Linked DNA regions of Homo sapiens: region 2 is linked to region 1. The links are chromatin loops, found by intact Hi-C in ENCODE. Cell type or tissue: B cell. All regions are shown on one strand. Links, peaks and the distances in the headings refer to the core of each region. The heading gives the core; the rest is flanking DNA.

Evidence for each region. Hi-C counts contacts between places; a loop is a spot of excess contacts. Peaks named below come from ENCODE experiments on the same cell type or tissue, not always from the same donor. Only the 100,000 strongest peaks of a DNase experiment are listed, where the experiment ranks them.
Region 2: a loop joins it to region 1, with 9 times the contacts of the local background. A loop is called at or near these places in 3 of 110 quality-filtered maps.

Annotation. Positions count from the first base shown.
Region 1 is chr6:108,291,352-108,299,691 of GRCh38, reverse strand. It overlaps AFG1L (AFG1 like ATPase), which reads right to left and starts at 4,638. Exons shown (of 13, transcript NM_145315.5): 1 at 4,474-4,638. The coding sequence starts at 4,612. It also overlaps the pseudogene RNU6-1144P. RefSeq lists an enhancer at 4,297-4,786. In B cell, for the core only: no CTCF peak of the experiment used is centred there; a DNase peak (open chromatin) is centred at 4,831; H3K4me3 peaks cover 1,980 bases; H3K27ac peaks cover 2,033 bases.
Region 2 is chr6:108,344,147-108,352,486 of GRCh38, reverse strand. AFG1L (AFG1 like ATPase) reads right to left here. Exons shown (of 13, transcript NM_145315.5): 3 at 5,448-5,499. Among named protein-coding and RNA genes, the nearest start is that of AFG1L, 53 kb to the right of the region's middle. RefSeq lists an enhancer at 3,595-3,764. In B cell, for the core only: no CTCF peak of the experiment used is centred there; a DNase peak (open chromatin) is centred at 3,636; H3K4me3 peaks cover 1,252 bases; H3K27ac peaks cover 2,161 bases.

The DNA of each region.
Region 1 (8,340 bases), core at 202-8,201:
AGCTGGGATTTCAGGCACAAGCCACAGGCTCTTTTCACCCTACACATATATTCCCAGGCTCATTCTTCTATTCTCATGGCTCCCAATACCTCATATTTTCTTTCTTAGTCTCAGATCCCCAAGTGTCCTACAACTAACTAGACTTATTTACCTGGAACTATAATAAATGCCTCAAATTTAACAAGCCCCATATTGAATATCCCTCTAAAATCCTTTGGCCCTATCATTTAGTTTCATTTTTGTTTTGTTTCTTTTGATTACATTGCCCAAACTCAGAAACCTCAATTGCTTTTTTATTGTTTTACTTTTTACTTATTATGTCATTATTTCACCTGCAATAGGAAACCTAAATTTACCTTCACTCCTCCCTTTCCTTGTCTCTTCCAAGTATGTCCAAGTATGTTAATTTATTTTTTTTTTTTTTCTTTTTTGAGATGGAGTCTTGCTCTGTCCCCCAGGCTGGAGCGCAGTGGTGTGATCTTGGCTCACTGCAACCTCCGCCGCCTGGGTTCAAGCGATTCTCCTGCCTCAGCCTCCCAAGTAGCTGGGATTACAGGCATGCACCACCACGCCCAGCTAATTTTTGTATTTTTAGTAGAGACGAGGTTTCACCATGTTGGCCAGGCTGGTCTCAAACTCCTGACCTCAGGTGATCCGCCAGCCTCAGCCTCCCAAAGTGCTGGGATTACAGGCATGAGCCACTGTGCCTGGCCAAGTATGTTAATTCTATCAAAGAAGTGTCTCTGAATTCCCTCCCTCAGCTGCCCTGCTCTCCTTCACCACAGCAGTAATTCAGCCCCTAAACCACTCCCTAACACTCTATCTACTTCAGCTTCCTCCTAAATAATCACCCAGCTTCCAGTATTCTCCCATCCAGGCATTTCTGGTTTGTTTTTCAGGTGGCCACAAGAGAAATCATGCTAAAATAGATCTGATCACTTCTATTCCTGAGAAACTTCCACTAGTGTCCCACTGAGCTTAGACATCTTAACATACTGTAAGAGACTCTTCTCAACCACATCAGCCCACCTTTACAGCTTCATCTCTAACTGCTCTCTCAGAGACCATAAACCAATAAGGGCCATGTACAGCTCACATCCACACTTTTGCTAAAAATAAAAAATCTGGCCAGCCACAGTGGCTCACACCTGTAATACCAACACTTTGGGAGGCCAAGATGGGTGGATCACCTGAGGTCAGGAGTTCAAGACCAGCCTGACCAACATGTTGAAACCCCCTCTCTACTAAAAATACGAAAATTAGTTGGGTGTGGTGGCGGGCGCCTGTAATTCCAGCTACTCAGGAGGCTGAGGCAGGAAAATCGCTTGAACCCAGGAGGCAGAGGTTGCAATGAGCAGAGATCACACCATTGCACTACAGCCTGGGTGACAGAGCGAGACTCTGTCTCAAAAAAAAAAAAAAAAAAAAAAATTCTTCCCCTCTCCAAGCAGAGCTGCTTCCTCCTCTGCAGTCTTATAACACTTCAAACAGGCTTAGATCATGGTACAATATGTTATTAATGTTCACTGTTACATTAAAAAGCTAGTACAAATAGCAGTTAAGTTTGTGACTCTGAAGCAAAAACACCTGGGTTTAAAATCCAAGTTGGGTGACCATCCTTGTTTATTCATCTATAAAATAAAGACAATAATTTTTATAGAGTTTTATGAAGATTAAATTATGAAACAGAAACTGCAAGCAAAGTGCCTAGAACACAGAAGGGGCTCATCAAATGCTGGCTACCATAATTCCATATGCCTCTCAAGACTATGGGCTATTCAAGGGCTAGAACTCAGGTTCATTCACTTTTCCTTTTTTTTTTTTTTTTTTTTTGAGACAGGTTCTCACTCTGTCACCCAGCCTGCAGTGCAGTGACGCCATCTCTCTCAGCTCACTGCAGCCTCGACTTCCTGGGCTCAAGTGATCCTCCCACCTCAGCCTCCCAAGTAGCTGGGACTACAGGCGTGCACCACCACACCCGGCTAAGTTTTGTATTTTTTATAGAGAGGGGGTTTTGCCATGTTGCCCAGGCTGGTCTCAAACTCCTGAGCTCAAGTGATCCTACTCCCTCAGGCTTCCAAAGTGCCAGGATTACAGGTGTGAGCCACCACACCCAGCCACATTACACTGTACTAAATAGTAGACTTCAAAAGATGAAAAATGAAGGTAAAATAGAAATGTACCCCCCCAAAAAAACAGGAAAGGGATAGAAAATCGATTTGTAAATCAGACTCTGAATACTGAACAAAATTTCAACTAAAATTTTCCTTTTATTTAAAGATGGGGGCAGGGCACCATGGCTCACGCCTGTAATCCCAGCATTTTGGGGGGCCGAGGCTCCGGATCACCTGAGGTCAGGAGTTTGAGACCAGCCTGCCCAACATGGTGAAACCCCATCTCTACTAAAAATACAAAAACTAGCCAGGCGTGGTGGTGGGTGCCTGTGATCTCAGCTACTAGGGAGGCTGAGGCAGGGAGAATTGCTTGAATCCAGGAGGTGGAGGTTGCAGTGAGCCGAGATTGTACCATTGCACTCCAGTCTGGGAGACAGAGCAAGGCTCTATCTCAAAAAAATAAATAAATAAACAAAATAAAAATAAAGAGGGGAAGGGAGCGTCCTTAGATACAATTAAATGGACCTCTAACCTAACTGCATTTTCATCAAATCTTCACACCCAGAATTGGCTAAATTTTGTGTATTGGAGAAAGTGTGAGTATAGATTAATAGCACAGCCTTCACTTGAATCCAGTTCTGACACTTACTAGCCATATAACTTCAGCAACCTTGGATTCATGATCTCCAAAATGAGGATAATGAGGAATAATAAGATAATGTATGTAGAAAGTACTTAGTATATTGTATGACACAGAATAAGCATTCAGTGAATTTTATATGTTATAATGATGCTCCTTAAATCTTTAATGTTCATAAATCATGGTATATACATAGAATGGAATACTATTTTTAAAACTTAAAACACGAGGCAGTTCTATTCATATGAAATTGATATGGTATTGATATGGAATGATCTCCAAGCTACTAAATTTAAAAAGAAATTAACAATTAACAGAATTAACTGCTGTATACACAAAACAATGTGTACAGCATGTTACTACTTCTATTTTTTTAATACCATTATCTATATATGTATATGCTTATACATACACAGAATATATCTGGAAGAATACATAAGAAACTAGTATCACAGATTGCCTCTGAGGAGAAAAACTAAGCAGCTAAGGGATAGGGATAGAAAAAAGCCTTACATTTTGCCATATTCTTTCTTGCACCTGTTGAAATTTATAGCATTTGCTTTTATTGACTACCAAAAATGAAAAATAAAATTTATATTATAATCCACAGCTTACACTACCAGAATATTCCATTATATCTTTATTTATTTATTTACTTTTAACGACTACTCCAGCAGATCAGGGCTACCCCCAGGCAGTGTGTGGAGCCTATTCCATTATACTAAATGCATTATGCTAATCTTTGCAGAAAGACGTAAGGTGACCTAATCAAAGTTCTAGTATTAATTTCAACTGCATTGATGATAAGGGTCAAAGATTGTCATATTTTTAGCTAAATTAATAAATAATCTATTAAGGTATATACCTTATTAAGGTCTATCAATCTATTAAGGTATATTACAGGGGTTGCTTGGATTTGAGAAAAAGGAAAACGAGTATGTGGATGAGGGAGACAAGGAGAATAATTTCATTCATTCATTCACTCAAAAATCATATTTGCACGTCAAGTACCAATCATTGCGCTAAGTGCTTAGGAAACAATGACACAATGTCCTTGCCTTTGAAAATCGTGCAGTTTAGTGCGAATACATGAATAGAGCAGTAAAACTGGCACTCTTGGTTACTCAGAATATACATTCATTCATTCATTCATGAACATATAACTGAATGAAGGAAGCCAGGGAGAAAGAAAGCCCGGTGACAAAATAATTCCACTGAAGCCCCTAGTGACTTGAAAAGAACACCAAGAATCGATCCCTCAATCTGAGAATGTGTGTGGACCTTCCTTCCTAGAATCACGAGAGACATCAGGGCCTGCAGAGGTCCCAGGCGCGGCTCTTCCTCCAGTGCCCGTCAGTCACCAGCCCCGAGAGCTTGGAAAACGCAGAGGGTAGGGGTCCCCAGGCCCCAACCCCACACCTGCATCTCTTCAAGCCAGGCACTCCCACTAGGTTCAGCTCTCTAAACGTCCCGGAAGGAACAAACTCTGAGTCAACCTCTGACCCTCAAAATGAAAGTCACTCAGGGTCATTTCCCTCAGTGCTCAGGGCTCATTCACAGACAGTATAAAAGGTCAAGAGAAATGGAAACTCCTCTCGAGGAGCCCTCAGCTTCGTGAAAGCAGGAGACACCTGGGGTAGATCGGACAGGGAGGGTAATCCCAGAGGCTTCTCCAGTCATATGCAGTCGGCTCGGACTACTCATGGCACAGTCACTGACCTTTCCAAAAGGGCTTCCCAGGGGCGGTGGCCAGAGGAGCGAGAGCGGCGGCCCAGGCCCCGCACCCAACACATCTCCCTCTCAGCGGGCTCTGTGCTAAGGGGCGCAGGGTAACCAAGAGCGACCAGGAGGCCGCCATCTTGAACTCCGTACGAGGAGAGGAAGAGGAAAACTTTATTGGAACCCAGAAGAGAGACGGTGGCAAAGTCAAACCCCGCCGTGCACGCTGAAGGCTCCACCCGAGAGAACCAAGGGATCAGTTAGGGAACGTGACCTCCAGTAGCCACATGGGCGGGCTGCACTCCCGTGCCCTCCCGTCCTTCCGGACGCTGCCAGCCGGGACTACGACTCCCAGCATGCAGTGGGGTGGGGCGGGGTGGAACGGAACAGGCAGCTCCAGTCTGGGCAGTGGGAGGGAGGGCGATTCTCCGCCCGGCGCTGGCGGCCGGCCGAGGAACCCGAAGTTTTCAAGGAATTGGGAAGTGATTATGACGGGTAGGCAGGTAACCACTCTTGAGCCTTTTAAGTTAGCTCACATGACCGAGATTCCGAAACCTGAATAAAATGGAGGTGACCCAATGGGCCCTCGGGTTTTAACGGAAGAGTGGTGTCACTTCGTCACACCTCCCTAAATGGTAGGCCCATTTTTTATTTTATCTCCAGCGTCCAACTCATCTTTGACGAGTACCTGAAATGTGCGCCTACCGCTTTCCCTTTTCGTATTTGAATAATATAAATGGTACGCACTCAAATGTTTTGAAAGATTGTATAAGTGGCATGGGAAAGCCAAGGGCCTAAGAAGGACTGTCGGTGGACGGAGAAGTCATGGGACAGTGTATCCGAAGGGTAACTTCTCATTGATCTGCCCTAATTTGATTAAACAATAAATGCTTTGACATACTATAATAAGCGAATTAGGAGTACAAATTGCTGTCCAGAAGAGGCTGGCAATCCAGTAAGCGAGATGAATTCCAGAAAAGATAATACAGGCCGGGCTAGGTGGCTCATGCCTGGGAGGCCCAGGCAGGAGAATCGCTTGAGCCCGGGAGTTTGAGACCAGTCTGGGCAACATAGCGAGATCCTGTCTCTGCAAAAAATACAAAACTGGGCATGGTGGCCTGTGCCCTGTAGTCCTAGTTACTAGGGAGGCCGAGGTGGGGGTTGCGTCCAGGAGGTGGAGGCTGTAGTGAGCTGGGATTGTGCCACTGCACTCCTGCCTGGGAGACAGAGTGAGTCCCTGTCTCAAAAAAACAAAAAAAAAACAAAAAAAAAAAAAAAAAGAGAAGGCCCGGCGCGGTGGCTCACGCCTGTAATCCTAGCACTTTAGGAGGCTGAGGCAGGCGTATCACCTGAGGTCAGGAGTTCAAGACCAGCCTAGCCAACATGGTGAAACCCTGTCTCTACTAAAATACAAAAATTAGCCGGCATGATGGCAGGTGCCTATAATCCCAGCTACTTGGGAGGCGGAGGCAGGGAGAATCGCTTGAATCCGGGAGAGGGTGGCTGCAGTGAGTCGAGATCGTGCCACTGCACTCCAGCCTGGGCAGCTGAGCGAGACTCTGTCTCAAAAAAAGAAAAGAGAAGAGGAGGGGAGGGGAAGGGGGAGTGAAGGGGAGGGGAAGGGGGAGTGAAGGGGAGGGGAAGGGGGAAGGGGGAGGGAACAAAATACAAAGACTTTTAGAATAAATTTTTTTAAAAATAAAGATAATTCAGTGTTGTGGAATCAATGAGAGAGCAGTTTGGCTGGTAAATCAAAAAGGCCTTCTAAAAACTCAACTTTTGTTTTTTTGTTTTTTGTTTTTTTTTTTTTAAGAGAAGTGGCCTCACTATGTTGCCCAGGCCCAAGTGCTGTGGCTATTCACAGACTCCATCATTGTGCATAGTAGCCTTGAACACCTGAACTTACATGATCCTCCTGCTTCAGCCTCCCCAGTAGCTGGGACTACAGGTGCCAACCACCATCCCAAGCTTTAAAGCTTTTTTTTTTTTAATTTTTAAAAACATGGACTACTTCACGAATTTGTGTGTCATCCTTGCGCAGAGATCATGCTAAAAGATAATTCAGTGTTGTGGAATCAATGAGAGAGCAGTTTGGCTGGTAAATCAAAAAGGCCTTCTAAAAACTCAACTTTTGTTTTTTTGTTTTTTGTTTTTTTTTTTTTTAAGAGAAGTGGCCTCACTATGTTGCCCAGGCCCAAGTGCTGTGGCTATTCACAGACTCCATCATTGTGCATAGTAGCCTTGAACACCTGAACTTACATGATCCTCCTGCTTCAGCCTCCCCAGTAGCTGGGACTACAGGTGCCAACCACCATCCCAAGCTTTAAAGCTTTTTTTTTTTTAATTTTTAAAAACATGGACTACTTCACGAATTTGTGTGTCATCCTTGCGCAGAGATCATGCTAATCTCTGTATCGTTCCAATTTTAATATATGTGCTGCCAAAGCAAGCACTACAAGCTTAACTTTTAAGAGATAAAGACCTTCCAAGAACAGGGAATACAGTGAAGTCAGGCAGGCAAGAAAGTCTGGAGTATAGGAAGGAGAAACTTCAGTTGTGTGAAAACAAATGAAAAGACTACACTAAGAAGAACTCTAGGAAGTCAGACAGTTGGTCCACACTAGAAGAGGGATTCCAAAGAAACAAGAAAGAGAAAGTGTAGCACGGTATAATAATTTAGAGACGTCTCTACCAACTTGGTCAAATCATTCATGGAAAAAATTATTTTGATTGTATCTGTCAAAATAAGCCAATTTACACGTACTATTTATCTTCTCTCTGTAATTCCACTGCCTGACATGACAAACTGTTCTTCCATACTATGGTGATTTTTTTTTTATTTTGTTGCTAATTTTTGGTGTGACACTTTGTGAAAGACCTTTTGAAAAATCTGATTGTTTCTCCCTTGACTTGCATATGTATTTATCACACTCAAAAGACTCTCAGAGAGTATTTAGATTTCATTATGTTTGCTCCGAAAAATCACTTGCCTTGGCCAATGAAATTATCCTTTATTAGAAATTCCAACAGCTTAATAATTATGGAGGTGATATAAGCACTCATGGATAATTTGATGCCAAAGAAGACCTACAGGAAATTTTCACATGGTTGTGCAAGTAGAAACTTAGGAAATTAACTTTATTTTGTACAAATGTAAGCTAATTTAGAGGGAAATAACTTAGATTAACTTAATAACTTAGATTGTAATTGATGTATTCAATTATATTATAATTGATGTAGTCAAGAGAATGACCAGAAGACTAAGTAGCCATTGTAAACCATTTTATTAAAACATTAATCCTGCTGTTCCTGCAATTCCTAAAACAAATTAAACAAAATAATTAGCCTGAAAAAATTTTTTAACATTGTCAGGAAAACTATTTGAAATAAGTCATAAAATTACAAGGTATTTTCTTGTCCTTATTTAAAAAATCTTCCTAGAGAAAATGGCAAGTAGCTCTGGCATCTAATATTAAGCATAAAACCAAACTAAAATAGTCTAGAGAAGGACAAATACAATGAAAGAAATGAGGAAATAAGAAAGAAAGTGGTCAATAGAAAACATACTGAGTCAGGAGTTATATTTCAGCTCTGATTTTGTCACTAATTCAAGCTCTCTCTGTTTTTCTTCTTTTTCTTTTTTTTTTTTTTTTGAGACAGGGTCTTTCTCTGCCACCCAGGCTGGAGTGCAGTGGTGGGATCTCGGCTCACTGCAACCTTGACCTCTCTGGCTTAAGAGGGCAATCCTCCCACCTCAGTGTCCCGAGTAGCTAGGACCACAGGCATGTGCCACCATGCCCGGCTAAAATTTTTACATTTTTTGTAGAGACAGGTTCTCCCCATATTCCCCAGGCCCCTCAAGTGTTC
Region 2 (8,340 bases), core at 255-8,254, 53 kb before region 1:
GAGGATTTAAAGTGTACAGGACAACACACAAAGTTTATATGCAAATGCTACACCATTTTACATAAGGGACTTGAGCATCCTCAAATTTTAGTATCCAAGGGCATCCTGAAACCAATCCCCCATGAATACCAAGTATATTATTCAGCCTTAAAAAGGAATCCAACTCATATGCAATACACAATAATATGGATGAATCTTGAAGATATTTTGCTAAGTAAAATAATCCAGACCCAAAAGGACAAATATTATATGATTCCATTTATATAAGGTACTGAAGAATAATCAAATTCATAAAGACAGAAAGTAGAATGGTGGTTGCCAGGCCAGGGGAGTCTGGGGTGGGATGTGGAAAATGTGGGAGAGAGGTAGAATAGGATGTTGTTGTTTAATGGACACAGAGTTTCAGTTTGGGAAGATAAAAATGTTCTGAAGATAGATGGTGGTAATAGTTGTACAACAATGTGAACAGACAATACTACTGAATTATACACTGAAAATGTTTAAAAGGGTAAATTTTATGTAATGTGTTTTACCATAATAAAAACAATTAAATACATTTTTAAAAAGCTTTAGTTAATATGCTTATTGGTAAAAGACTGAACACTTCTCCCCTACAATTTGACAAAGGCAAGGATGTCTACACTCATGTTCTGAAAATGGATGGTGGTAATAGTTGTACAACAATGTGAATAGACTTAATGATACTGAATCATACACTGGAAATGTTTAAAAGGGAAAATTTTATGTTACGTGTTTTACCATAATAAAAACAATTGAATACATTTTTTAAAACATATAGTTAATATGCTTATTTGTAAAAGACTGCACACTTCTCCCCTACAATTTGACACAGGCAAGGATGTCTACACGCACCACTTCTATTCAACATTGTACTCGGGTCCTAGCTGGTGCAAGGAGGCAGCAAAAAGAAATAAAAGGCATAAAAATTTAAAGAAGTAAAATTATCTTTATTGGCAGATGACCTAATTGTATACACACAAAAAAATCCTAAAGAATCTACCAAATCACCACTAGAGTTAATAATTAAATTTAGCAAGATCACAGGATACAAGGTCATCAAAAAATCCACCGCATTTCTATAAACAGTAACGCATATAATGACATTTTGGTCAACAATGGACCACATACACAATGGTGGTCCCAAAAGATTATAAAGAAGCTGAAAAACTTCTATCACTTAGTGATGTCATAGCTATCCTAACATGGAAGTACAATTAATTTTTTTTATAAATTTAGTGTAGCCCAAGTACACAGCACTGATAACATCTTGTATAAAGTAGTATACAGAAATGTCCTCAGCCTTCACATCCACTCACCACTCACTCACTGATTCATTCAGAGCAACTTCCAGTCCATTCATGGTCAAACAGGCATCCCATATTTTATCTATTATACTGTATTATTACTGCACCTTCTCTGTTTAGATATGTTTAGATAAACAAATACCACAGCGTTACAACTGCCTACAGTATTCAATACAGTAACATGCTGCACAGGTTTGTAGCACAGGAGGAATAGGTTCTATAATACAGCCTAGGTGTGTAGTAGGCACATGTATCCCTACATCCAAGCCAGGGAGAACTATGCTTCCTAACTCCTAACCTTAAAACCAGCCTACCTTTCACCTGGTGAAACTAGAATCTGAATCAATGTGAAACAGGTGAGGTGAAACCAGGAGGCAGCAGGAAAGGGGCTGATAAGCAAAATGTACTTTTATTCTCTTCTAGTGTACCAGAGAAATCATTAACTCTGCCATCACCACCGCAGTCAGCTGGTCAAGAGCTGAGGCTCTGTTGTGAGAAAGCCAGCTGTAGGGTATGAATGAAGTCACAAAATACTACTACCACAGCTTTTGGCTTCTATATGAGATGTGATAAACATTTTATAACAAAAATAATTCATTTCAAGATTGAACCATGATAATAATCCCTCCAACTCATACATCAACCCTACTGCAGTTCCCAGGATTTAGAATCCATCTGAGTCAATCATCTCAACACATCTGCGAAGAAAGAGGTGAAGTGAGCAGGACAAAGCCCAAATAGAGTGCAAGAATGAAAAGTGGGAAGGGAGTGCTACCAGGTAGGTATTCTCTATCCCATGAAGTCTCCTTAAAAATTATTTATTTATTTAAATTTTTCTTAAAAAAAAAAAATACATAAGAGATGAGGTCTCCCTATGTTGCCCAGGCTGGTCTCGAACTCCTGAGCTCAAGCATGTTTATTTATTTATTTTTATTTTATTTACTTATGTATTTATTTATTTATTTTGAGACAGAGTCTTGTTCTGTTGCCCAGGCTGGAGTGCAGTGGTGCGATCTCGGCTCACTGCAACCTCTGCCTCAGCCTCCTGAGTAGCTGTGACTACAGGCACCCACCACCACACCCGGCTAATTTTTGTACTTTTAGTAGAGGCGGGGTTTCACCATTTTGGCCAGGCTGGTCTGAAATCCTGACCTCAATGACCCGCCCCCCTCAGCCCCCCAAAGTTGCTGGCATTATAGGCGTGGGCCACCGCACCTAGCCCAATTTACTTATTTATTTATTTTTAAGATAGGGCCTCACTCTGTAGCCCAGGCTGGAGTGCAGTGGTGCAATCTCAACTCACTGCAACCTTGATCTCCCAGGCTCAAGTGATCCTCCCACCTCATCCTACTGAGTAGCTGGAACCACAGGCACACACCACCATGCTCAGCTAATTTTTTAATTTTTTTGTAGAGATGGGGTCTCACCTAGTTGTCCAGGCTAGTCTCAAACTCCTGGTCTTAAGCAATCATCCTGCCTCAGCCTCCCAAAGTGCTGAGATTACAGGCATGAGCCACCATGCCCAGCCTTGTTAAAATTTAATACCTGTTTCCCAAGTCCAACAAAGGAAAAGAATAAAGAATAAGAGCTTATGGTGGCATTTTGAGGCTACTCTCCCATACAGAGAGCCCCTCAAATGAAAACTTGATCTTTTATTACCTATTTTATTTCATTTTTGAGATGGGGGTCTCACTCTGTTGCCCAGACTGGAGTGCAGTGGCATAATCATGGCTCACTGCAGCCTTGACCTCCTAGGCTCAAGTGATCCTCCCACCTTAGCCTCTCGAGTAATTGGGACTATAGGCACATGCCACCACACCAGGCTAATTTTTGTATTTTTTGTGGAGACAGGGTTTTGCCATGTTGCCCAGGCTGGTCTTGAACTCCTGGGCTTAGGCAATCCACTCGCCTCGGCCTACCAAAGTGCTGGGATTACAGGTATGAGCCACCATGCCTGGCCGATTACATATTTTATAAGTGGTCTGAACTAAACTTATTATAGCCACCAAAATGTTCGTCTCACTTCCCATTTCAGAATTCCTTTCTCTTCCCCTCTCTATATTATAAGGATGTTTCCAAACAAAGGTTGCCACCTACCCAAACTATATGAACATCCCATACTATCACATCTTTTCTATTGCTTTCAAACACTCAGATGAATAACTTGTAATATGCTTCCCTTCAATTAGTTACCATATGGCTGTATTTTCTAAACTAAAATCCAACAACATTCATAGGGTTTTTAAAAAAAAAGTGCTTTTACAGAAGTGGAAGCAGTTATGCTTCTTTAACCATCTCCATTTATGGTCAGGTGGTTAAGGTAACAGGAGGAACAAAGTTGTTGATTTTAGCGATGACTTAATATGAAAGTGAAGGTACTGGAAGTAGATGTTCTCAGGAGGCAAAGAATGAGACCTGACAACAAGATGAGAATCATTAATGGTGCCCAAAGGTGCAGGAACATAAAATTGATCAAGTGTCTGTTATAACTGCTTTCAAAATAAGAAGTAAGTATACATTGGTCTCAAAAGTACCAATTAGCCAATGAACTAAGAAAAAGAATAGTTTGACCTTCTTTTCTGTAATTTCAAGAACCTGAAGAATTTTAAGGGGCAATCTCTAATGTTCACTTTTGTGAACTAAATTATTCTCTCTTATTAGATTAGCTAAATCTGGAAATACAAAACGGACATTCAATGCAAGGTAGCAGTAAACAAATTAGAAAAAGAAGGAACAGTTTAGAAAGGAACAGTTTAATCTTTAAGGCATTAAAACTACTTATTTGGCTGGGCGCCATGGCTCATGCCTGTAATCCCAGCACTTTGGAAGGCCGAGGAGAGCGGATCACGAGGTCAGGAGATCGAGGCCATCCTGGCTAACACGGTGAAACCCCGTCTCTACTAAAAATACAAAAAATTAGCCGGGCATGGTGGCAGACACCTGTCGTCCCAGCTACTTGGGAGGCTGAGGCAGGAGAATGGCGTGAACCCGGGAGGCGGAGCTTGCAGTGAGCCGAGATCGCGCCACCGCACCAGCCTGGGTGACAGAGAGAGACTCCATCTCAAAACAAAAACAAAAACAAAAACAAAAACAAAACAAAACCTACTTATTCAATGCCCTTTTTTTTTCTTTTCCTAAAAATGTTACTAAGATAATATCCCCTGCCATCACTCCCTCATAACGCAAATGTGTTGTGGCTATAGGGGAGCCTAGAGTGTGAATATTAGTCTAGGTCCAAAACTGACCTCGTTACATGTGAATGTGAGTTTTGAGTATGCCAGTAGAAGAAATAATTGATTGACAGTAAACTGAGGGATTAGAAAAAATTAAAATTAAAAAATTAAAAAAGACATCAAAGAAATAATTGAAAGCAAGGAGGCAAAAAAGCCAAGTAGAAACTCCTTCATGATATCAGTGGCTGAGGGTGGCCAAGGAGAGGTTTAAGACTAAGAGAAAAGGATTTGTTTGAAGAAAATAGAAACCACAAAACAGAATATTTCAGTAAGAATGAGGTCAGGGAAGACTTCATAAGCAAGACACTACATGATTAGGAAAACCTAGAAAGAAGTGACCACTCAGAAAGTTTCCAGCAATATGTGAGTCTTTCTGCCCAATGTCTAGAACTGGGAGACCAAGGAAATGTTACCACTTATGCATTAAGAGTATCTACTGTCAACTACATTAAAGATAATAACGACTAAATTATTCATCCAAGGGCTTAGGTTATGACTAGAAATATTAATGGAAATTAAAAGTAAAAAAGAACAGCTTATTTTTTTAAAAAGTATTAAGCTGAGTTAATGAGTCATGGAATCCTGATTTGTCTAATAACCTATCTGTAGTTGATTTCCTTCCCTGATATTAATTACTTTATACATTAAATAATGTTTGCACCCTAACATGGTGACTAATTCTGCCCTAGACTACAGCTGTATCCTGTGAGAAGTAAAGTAAAAGCTGAGATAACTGCCCTCTCTCCCTTTTCTTCTCTCCCTACCTTACCCTGCCTCATCCTATTCCCTTGCTGGTAACAGATTGAGGGATAGAAATAGAAATCATCCCTGAGAGAAAGCTGAGAAACTTTCTGTTTTGCCCACCCAAAACTTATTTTAACACACTTACCAACATCTCCATAAACATACAGGCCCCTTGGAGGTTTGCTCCTTGAAAAAAGCTGCAAATTAAGAACAAATTATAAATCTCTACCATGCAAATAATTAAATATAATCATATACATAGTCTTCCTAACTGTCCTATATACAGAACCAAGAGGGGCTATTATATACAATAAGTAAGAAAAAAACTTGATATAAAAGTGTTTAAAGCTGAAATATTATGCAGCCTTAAAAAGGGAAAAAACTCTAACGTATACATGAATGAACATTGGGGACATTATGCTAGGTGACATAAACCAGTCACAAAAAGACAAATATTCTCCATTCCACTTACATGAGGTACTTAGAACAGCGAACAATTAAAGAGACAGAAAGTAGAAGTCAGGTGCTGTGGCTCACACCTATAATCTGAGCACTTTGGGAGGCTGAGGTGGGAGGATCACTTGAGCCCAAGAGTTCAAGACCAGCCTGGGCAATATAGGGAGACCTCATCTCTGCAAATAGTTAAAAAGAATTAGCCAGGCATGGTGGCATGCGCCTGTGGTCCCAGTTACTCAGGGGGCTGAAGTTGAAGGATTGTTTGAACTCAGGAGGTCAAGGCTACAGTGAGCCATGTTCACACCACTGTACTGCAGCCTAGACAACAGAGCAAGACCCCATCTCAATTTAAAAAAAAAAAAGTAGAAAAAGGGGTTGCCAGGGGCTGGAGGGAGGAAGGAATGGGGAATTATTGTTTAATGGGTTCAGAGTTTCAGTTTTACAAGATGAAAGTAGTTCTGGAGATAAATGGTAGTGATGGCTGCATGACATTAAGAATGTATTTAATACCACTGAACTGTACTCTTAAAAAATGATTAAGATGGTAAATCTTATGTGTGTATTTACCACAAAAGGAAATTGGAAAAAATGCTGTGAAGCCCCTCTTAGGATTCAACACAGGAGGCAATAACCATAGTAGCCCACAGCGAGGGGTTCACAGTCACACAACTTGAATGTACATCCCCTCTACCATTTACCAGCCATGTAGTCTTTCCCTTCTTCTTTCCCAGATGGGCTCCCCAAACAATGACAGCTAGGTTCATTCTCAGCAATTAATAGAGTAGAAGAATTTTTCTGGAGAAACTGAATGATCTCCAGATAAAAAGGCCAGAAGGCACTTACACTGGTTAAGCTTCTCCCAAAGAAAGACCTAGATCCCTACCAGATTACCTTCTGGTAAAGCACACCAGTCACCAAACCTCTCAAGCTGGAGTTTCAATCAGCTTGTTAGTACCAATGGTCAATGGATATTTGGAAAAAACTTCCAACATAAAAGTCAGAGACCAGAACAAATATGCAGAGGGGAATAAACTCAGAGGAAACAGAGGACTATTCAGACATCAAAAAAAAAAAATCTCAAAAATAAAAGTGGGCCAGGCATGGTGGCTCACATCTATAATTCCAGCACTTTGGGAGGCCAAGGTGGTCAGATTGTTTGAGCTCTAGCCTGGGCAACATAGCAAAACCCCATCTCTACAAAAATCAGCCGGCATGGTGATGTACTCCCGCAGTCCCAGCTACTTCGGAGGCTGAGGTGGAAGGATTGCTTGAGCCCGGGAGGTGGAGACTACAGTGAATCGAGATCACATCACTGCACTCCAGCCTGGACAACAGAGCAAGACCCTGTCTCACTCAATCAATCAATCAATAAAAATAAAAGTGAAGTCAATATAATAATATACTGAAGAAAAATAAGAGAAGCTACTAAAACTATATAAAGCATAGTGGGAGAAAGAAATTGTCTCTTCAATAAATGATGTTTGGGAGGCTGAGGCATTAGGATTGCTTGAGCCCCGGAGTTTGAGACTAGCCTGGGCAACAATGCAAGACACCATTTTTACAAAAAAGAAATTGTTTCAATTGAGGAAAAATGATTTCCTACCAATCCATCCAATCTATTCATCAAGTGTGAAAATGGAAAATTGTCCTTTCATAAATTCAGGGTATGAACAAAACTTCCTACTCAGCAAGAAGAAAACATAGGCTCTGGGAAATGTAGAGGGCCCCTGAGAGGGAAAAAAGCTTGTCAGAGGGAGGCCTGCTTCCAGGACCACAGTGGCACTGCAGGTCAGGAAAGCAGTCAGGTCCAGAGCAAAACTGGAAACTGAAGGGCTCTGGAGATGAAGCAAAATAGAACTTATCTTACCTAATGCTATTATCAACCCAAATAACCATCTTGAATTTTGTTACACTTAGACGAGTAACCTTCATACTCTGCAGCAGTTCCTAACACCTGTGCAAAAAACAAGGTATGACAGGGTGGAGTGAGTTCAGAAAGGGAGGGTAAAACAGAAAAAAGTGAAGATTATGCCACTTAGCATCAACCGGAGTGGTCAATAATTTGGCAGAGAACATTCTCAAAACCTAGCTTTCAGGGTCTCATCCATAAGGCTTTTGGCTTTGTCTTATTTTATTTATTTTAGAGACAGGGTCTCACTCTGTCATCCAGGCTGGAGTGCAGTGGCATGATCATAGCATACTACAGCCTTGAACTCCTGGACTCAAGCAATCCTCTTGCCTCAGCCTCCTGAGTAGCTGGGGCAGGTGGACACCACTACATCCAGCTAATTTTTTATGAAAAAAAACTATCCTGTAGGCTGGGCGCGATGGCTCATGCCTGTAATCCTAGCACTTTGGGAGGCCAAGGCAGGCAGATCACTTGAGGTCAGGAGTTCAAGACCAGCCTGGCCAACATGGTCAAACCCTGTCTCTTCTGAAAATACAAAAATTAGCTGGGCGCTGTGGTGCATGCCTATAATCTCAGCTACTTGGGAGGCTGAGGTGGGAGAATCACCTTGAACCAGGAGGCGGAGGTTGCAGTGAGCCGAGATCACACCACTGCACCCAGCCTGGGCAACAGA